Linked DNA regions of Homo sapiens: region 1 is linked to region 2. A link is a loop called in an ENCODE intact Hi-C map of the cell type or tissue named here. Cell type or tissue: mammary epithelial cell. All regions are shown on one strand. Links, peaks and the distances in the headings refer to the core of each region. The heading gives the core; the rest is flanking DNA.

Region 1 (2,820 bases), core at 40-2,539, 190 kb after region 2:
ATGTGGCTCACACCTATAATCCCAGCATTTTGGGAGGTTGAGGTGGGAGGCTTGCTTGATCCCAGGAGTTTGAGGTTTCAGTGAATTGTGATTGTGCCACTGCACTTCAGCCTAGGTGACAGATCGCGATCCTATCTCAAAACAAAAAACAAAACGAAACAAAACTGTGATATACTCTTCATATTATATTGCTTCTGAAGTATGGTTGTCTGCTCAATACTTAAGAACTTTAGAGGAAACTTAGCCAGGGGCTCATTAACCCTGTACAGTGAACTTTATAATTACTTATCAATGGGGTAACAAAAATCATTTTGAATATCATAAAGGTATCTTAATCTGGGCCTTATGTGTAACTACATTTGAATAATAAATATTTTGGCACTCTTTTGAAAAGAATTTAAGAGATTTCAAAGGGCTAGCAACCTCGATTTACAAAGAGAAGTCTCCTATAAATCTTCAGATATTCTTCAGAGAGCACCTTCCCACTTTACCAGTTAAAGACATACCAAAATTAGCTTAGAGGATTTTGAGGATTTGGCAGTAGAATGAGGCTTTTATGATTTTGTTTGCAATTTTTTTTTTTTTTAGGAAGCACTAATAATTTCTAATACAAAAAGTCTGGCCAAGTATTTGAAAGCTGTTGAAGAACTAAAAAATAATGTAACTGAGGACATAAAGATGTCTTTAGAAGAAAAGAGTAGAGATGTCTGTGCCAAATGGGAGGTAAGAACATGCATATGTTTCTGAACTTACGTTTTTATATGTCTGATCCTGGGCTGTTGGTTGTCAGAGCCATTCCTGGGGTTTTCCTGTCTACGTTGTATCACCAGTGGGCTGGTCCCTGCAGGCTGAAGTCCCAGGGTTCATACAGAGTTTCATAGCGGAATAGGTCTAGGCTTTGGTGGCAGACAAACCTGGATTCAGCAGCTATGACCCTGGGCAAGGTACTTAACTTTTAGGAGCCTCCCTGATAAAAATGGGGTAACACCACCTACTGGGCAGAATTGATGCAAGGATTTATAGAAAGCATCTACCACTGAGATTATGTTCTGGTAATTAATGGCAATTAATATTAAATGATAATATTGAAATGTGTAATTAATGTGATAATTAAAATGTGTGTGTCTATATATCTATGTCTATGTAAGTGGATTGAATATGTACTGTTAAGGATCCTCCTAAAACTCATTTTAAAATAAACTTTATTACTTTAGAATAGTTTTAGATTTACGGAATTACTGTAAAGATGGTGCAGAGAGTTCCAGTGTACCCCACGCCCAGATTCCTCTGTTATCAGCATCTTACCTTAGTATAGTATCGTTGATACGATTACTGGGTCAATGTTAATACATTATTTTTTCTAGCAGTTTACCCTGACAGAGTGATACATTAGTATTAACTAAAGTTTGCACTTTATTTACCTTTTCACAGTTTTCCTCAGATGTTCTTTCTGTCTGTTCCAGAATCTTATCCAGGATATACATTACATTTACTTATGTCTCCTTGGGCTCAGTTATCTGTTTTGCATAGTTTCCCTCAGTCTGTAGCTTGTCTTTTCATTTTCTTAACAGTGCCTTTCACAGCTAAAATACATTTTTATTTGTTAGAAAAAAAAACCATGTTTATGAGCCTGGGATGTTTTAAAACATCTCCCCCCAAAATACATGGATGAATCAGAATGGCACTTAAGCTTTGTTTCTGTCCTTTTGTCACTACACATATATTTATTGTTACTATAAATACTTTTTTGTATATTTTGTTCTCATGGTTAATATATTCCTTTGATTTTTTTTGTAGTCTCTTCATCATGAACTGTCTTTATATGTTCAACAACTAAAAATAGATATTGAAAAAGGAAAGCTTAGTGACAATATTTTAAAACTTGAAAAGCAAATAAATAAAGAAAAGAAACTTATCCGTAGAGGAAGGACCAAGGGTCTCATCAAAGAACATGAGGTACAATAAAGTGTTTCCACTTAAATTTTGTCATCATTTTGGGGTTTATCTTAAATGGTTGTGTGTATCTTTAGCCTAGGATGAAAACTGTTCTGAAAATTACCCTAGCCCTCCTCTCCCCGGGGATGATCACTTCTTTGCTTCACACTCGCAGCAGAGCCTGTACTTCTTACTTTTTAGAAGTGAGAAAATTCGGCACTGAGTTAATATTTTATGATTTCCCTTGATGTGTCTCAGTGGCCCCTGTCCTCAGACTCTGGTCACAAATGTGTCAACTGTTACTAAAGTACCCACAGTTGGCTTTTGTCAGGACACAGTGTCCTCAGAAGCACAGCTTTTGAGAAAACGAGCAAATCAGGGTACAAAGCAGCTGGGGCAAATCTCATGATCTTTTTTTGGTCTCTATCCTATTTGATTGCTTTTATGTATTTGACATTCCTGACCCTTTTTTCATTTCTTTTTAAGTTTCTACTGTTGTGGCTCTCCCACTGTCAGTCTCTCTTGCTTTATATAATTCTATATCTATCCATCTATCTATCTATCTATCTATCTATCTATCTATCTAGATATATATAAACAGATATAGATGTAGATATGTAAATATATAGCGATATATAATTTGCAGTGAGTACTTTTTAGTGTCTTCACAAATATTCCTTTTTATTCTATTAATGTTTTGCTTTTGAAGAAGGGGTCTCCACCTCCACTTTTGGCTAATTCCGTGCTTCCCTTAGGCGATTTTATGCACTCTGGGGTTTGACCTGCCTTCTCTGCAATGATAGTGCGTCAATTTTTCTCTCCAGCTGAGTCCTTTCACCTGAATTCTATGTTCTATTTCTCACTGACTAGTAGATATCACCAGTG
Region 2 (2,820 bases), core at 198-2,697:
CCTAAACTCAAACAATCTTCCCACCCTGTCCTCCCAAAGTGCAAGAATTACAGGTGTGACCCTCTGCATCTAGCTTTCTTGCATACGTCTTATCTAGAAACCTTAACTTGTTTTTTTTTTTTTCTTTTTTTTTTTTGAGACAGTATTTCTCTCCTGTCTCCCAGGCTGGAATGCAGTGGTATGGTCTCGGCTCACTACAACCTCCGCCTCCTAGGCTCAAGCAACCCTCCTGCCTCAGCCTCTCGAGTAGCTAGTACTACAGGCATGTACCACCATACCCAGCTAATTTTTGTATTTTTAGTAGACACGGGGTTTCACCATGTTGGCCAGCCTAGTCTCAAACTCCTGACCTCAAGTGATCCACCTGCCTTGGTCTCCCAAAGTGCTGAGATTACAGGCATGAGCCACCACGCCTGGCCTGAAAACCTTACTTTAATCTCCTTCTCCTATTTTCTGGACTCTACCCTGGGGTCTAAGAGATATTATTTCACTATTATCTCCAAGCATGTTTAAGAGGTATGATTAGAGCAACACCCATCTGTATGGCTACTGTCAAAACAATTCATGAGAGTTCTAATGGAGGGAAAAAAGGTGGGTAGGAACAGGCCTTGTTCGCTTGTCCAAATGGGTTCTGTGGATGCCAGAGATGACCCGATATCCTGCTGAACAACTCTTCATGGGTCCCAGGGTCCTGCTCACACAAGTCACCAAGAACATTTTCTAAATATAGATGCTGGAAACCTTTTCTATCAATGGCACTGACCTGTATTTAGGAAACAAACACTTAAAGGACAAATGTGCTTTGTTTTGTTTTGTTTTTATGAGACAGACTTTCGCTCTGTCATCCAGCCTGGAGTGCAGTGGCGCAATCTCTGCTCACTGCAACCTCCACCTCCCGGGTTCAAGCAATTCTTCTGTCTCAGCCTCCCAAGTAGCTGGGATTACAGGCATGCACCACCATGCCTGGCTAATTTTCGTATTTTTAGTAGAGACGGGGTTTTGCCATGTTGGCCAGGCTGATCTTGAACTCCTGACCTCAAGTGATCTGCCCGCCTAAGTCTCTCAAAGTGCTGGGATTACAGGCATGAGCCACAGCACCCTGCCAATAAATGTTTTAAAACTTTTTTTTTTTTTTTTTTGGCCGGGCGCGGTGGCTCATGCCTATAATCCCAGCACTTTGGGAGGCTGAGGCAAGTGGATCACGAGGTCAGATCGAGACCATCCTGGGCAACACAGTGAAACCCCGTCTCTACTAAAAAAACAAAACAAAACAAAAAAATTTAGCCGGGCGTGGTGGCGGGCGCCTGTAGTCCCAGCTACTCTGGAGGTTGAGGCAGGAGAATGGCGTGAACCTGGGAGGCAGAGCTGGCAGTGAGCCACTGCACTCCAGCCTGGGCGACAGAGAGAGACTCTGTCTCAAAAACAAACAAACAAAAAAGACTTTTTGTTTTTCTAATTGACAAAAACAAAAATGTTTCGTTTATTTGGTAAATTACTCAAGTATTTCTTCCAGTAGATGTCAGTGTCGCACTTGAAAAATGAACTTTCACTTTTATAATATGAAAGTTAAATTCTTTTAGCCCTGGGATGGCATCTTTCTTTCGCTCTAATAGAAGATACTGCCAGATGATCCAGACTGATCTTATCCTCAGATAATTTCCTTCAACGGGACATCAGGAAGGAATTTGTTGTACAGAATTGAAGATTTGGCAAGAAGATCTAGACGCATCCAAAGTCTCCTAGAGAATGACACTTTTAAAATAAGAACTCTAGTTAAAAAACAAACAAACAAAAACTCTTAATTTTCCTGTTAGCCTGTTCATTTGAGGTTCTTTTGGTGAGCCCTTTAACTCTGTGACCTGTGTTATGTTTCCATCCTAGAACAAGCTTTCTTCTGAGGATGAAAGGCAATTAGTCTCTGATTTTCTTACAGAAAGTATAATAATAGGTTTTTTGGTTTTTTTTTTGAGACGGAGTCTCCTTCTGTTGCCCAGGCTGGAGTACAGTGGTGCTCCAGCTCACTGCAACCTCTGCCTCCCACGTTCAAGTGATTCTTCAGCCTCAGCCTCCTGAGTAGCTGGAATTACAGGCATCTGCCACCCAAAGTGGTGGGATCACAGGTGTGAGCCTCCCAAAGAGCTGGGATCTTTTGTATTTTTAGTACAGATGGGGTTTCTCTCTAATTTTGTATTTTAGTAGAGACTAGGTTTCACCATGTCTGCCAGGCTAGTCTCAAAACTCCTGACCTCAACTGATCCGCCTGCCTTGGCCTCTGAAAGTGCTGGGATTATAGGCATGAGCCACCGCACCCAGCCATAATAATACTTCAGTTCAAAAACTAGAATGTTTTGTAGCCATAAAAAAGAAAAAGATCATGTATTTTGTGGGAACATGGATGGAGCTGGAGGCCATTATTCCTAGCAAACTAATGCAGGAACAGAAAACCAAATACCACATTTTCTCACTTGTAAGTGGGAGCTAAATGATGAGAACTTATGAACACAAAGAAGGAAGCAGACACTGTGATCTACTTGAGGGTGGAATCTGGGAGGAGGGAGAGGAGCAGAAAAGATAAGCATTGGGTACTGGGCTTAATACCCGAGTGATGAAACAATCTGTACAACAAACCCCTGTGACATGAGTTTACCTATGTAACAAACCTTCACAGGGACCCCCAAACCTAAAAAGTTAAAAAATAAAATAAATGATAATGTTAAACATTTCTCTATTCAAGGAATTATGAAGATAAGTAAGCATATTCTTTTTCTTTCCCTGTTGTATTTATTAACAAAATAGAAATAAAAATCTCTTTAGAAAATT

The links. Hi-C counts contacts between places; a loop is a spot of excess contacts. Peaks named below come from ENCODE experiments on the same cell type or tissue, not always from the same donor. Only the 100,000 strongest peaks of a DNase experiment are listed, where the experiment ranks them.
Region 1: a loop joins it to region 2, with 14 times the contacts of the local background. A loop is called at or near these places in 29 of 110 quality-filtered maps.

Annotation. Positions count from the first base shown.
Region 1 is chr14:63,993,247-63,996,066 of GRCh38, forward strand. SYNE2 (spectrin repeat containing nuclear envelope protein 2) reads left to right here. Exons shown (of 116, transcript NM_182914.3): 22 at 589-723; 23 at 1,798-1,956. Among named protein-coding and RNA genes, the nearest start is that of MIR548H1, 100 kb to the right of the region's middle. In mammary epithelial cell, for the core only: a CTCF peak has its summit at 988 (motif pointing left); no DNase peak of the experiment used is centred there; H3K27ac peaks cover 270 bases.
Region 2 is chr14:63,798,275-63,801,094 of GRCh38, forward strand. It overlaps a transcript of SYNE2 not described here. Among named protein-coding and RNA genes, the nearest start is that of SYNE2, 53 kb to the right of the region's middle. In mammary epithelial cell, for the core only: a CTCF peak has its summit at 1,516 (motif pointing right); no DNase peak of the experiment used is centred there.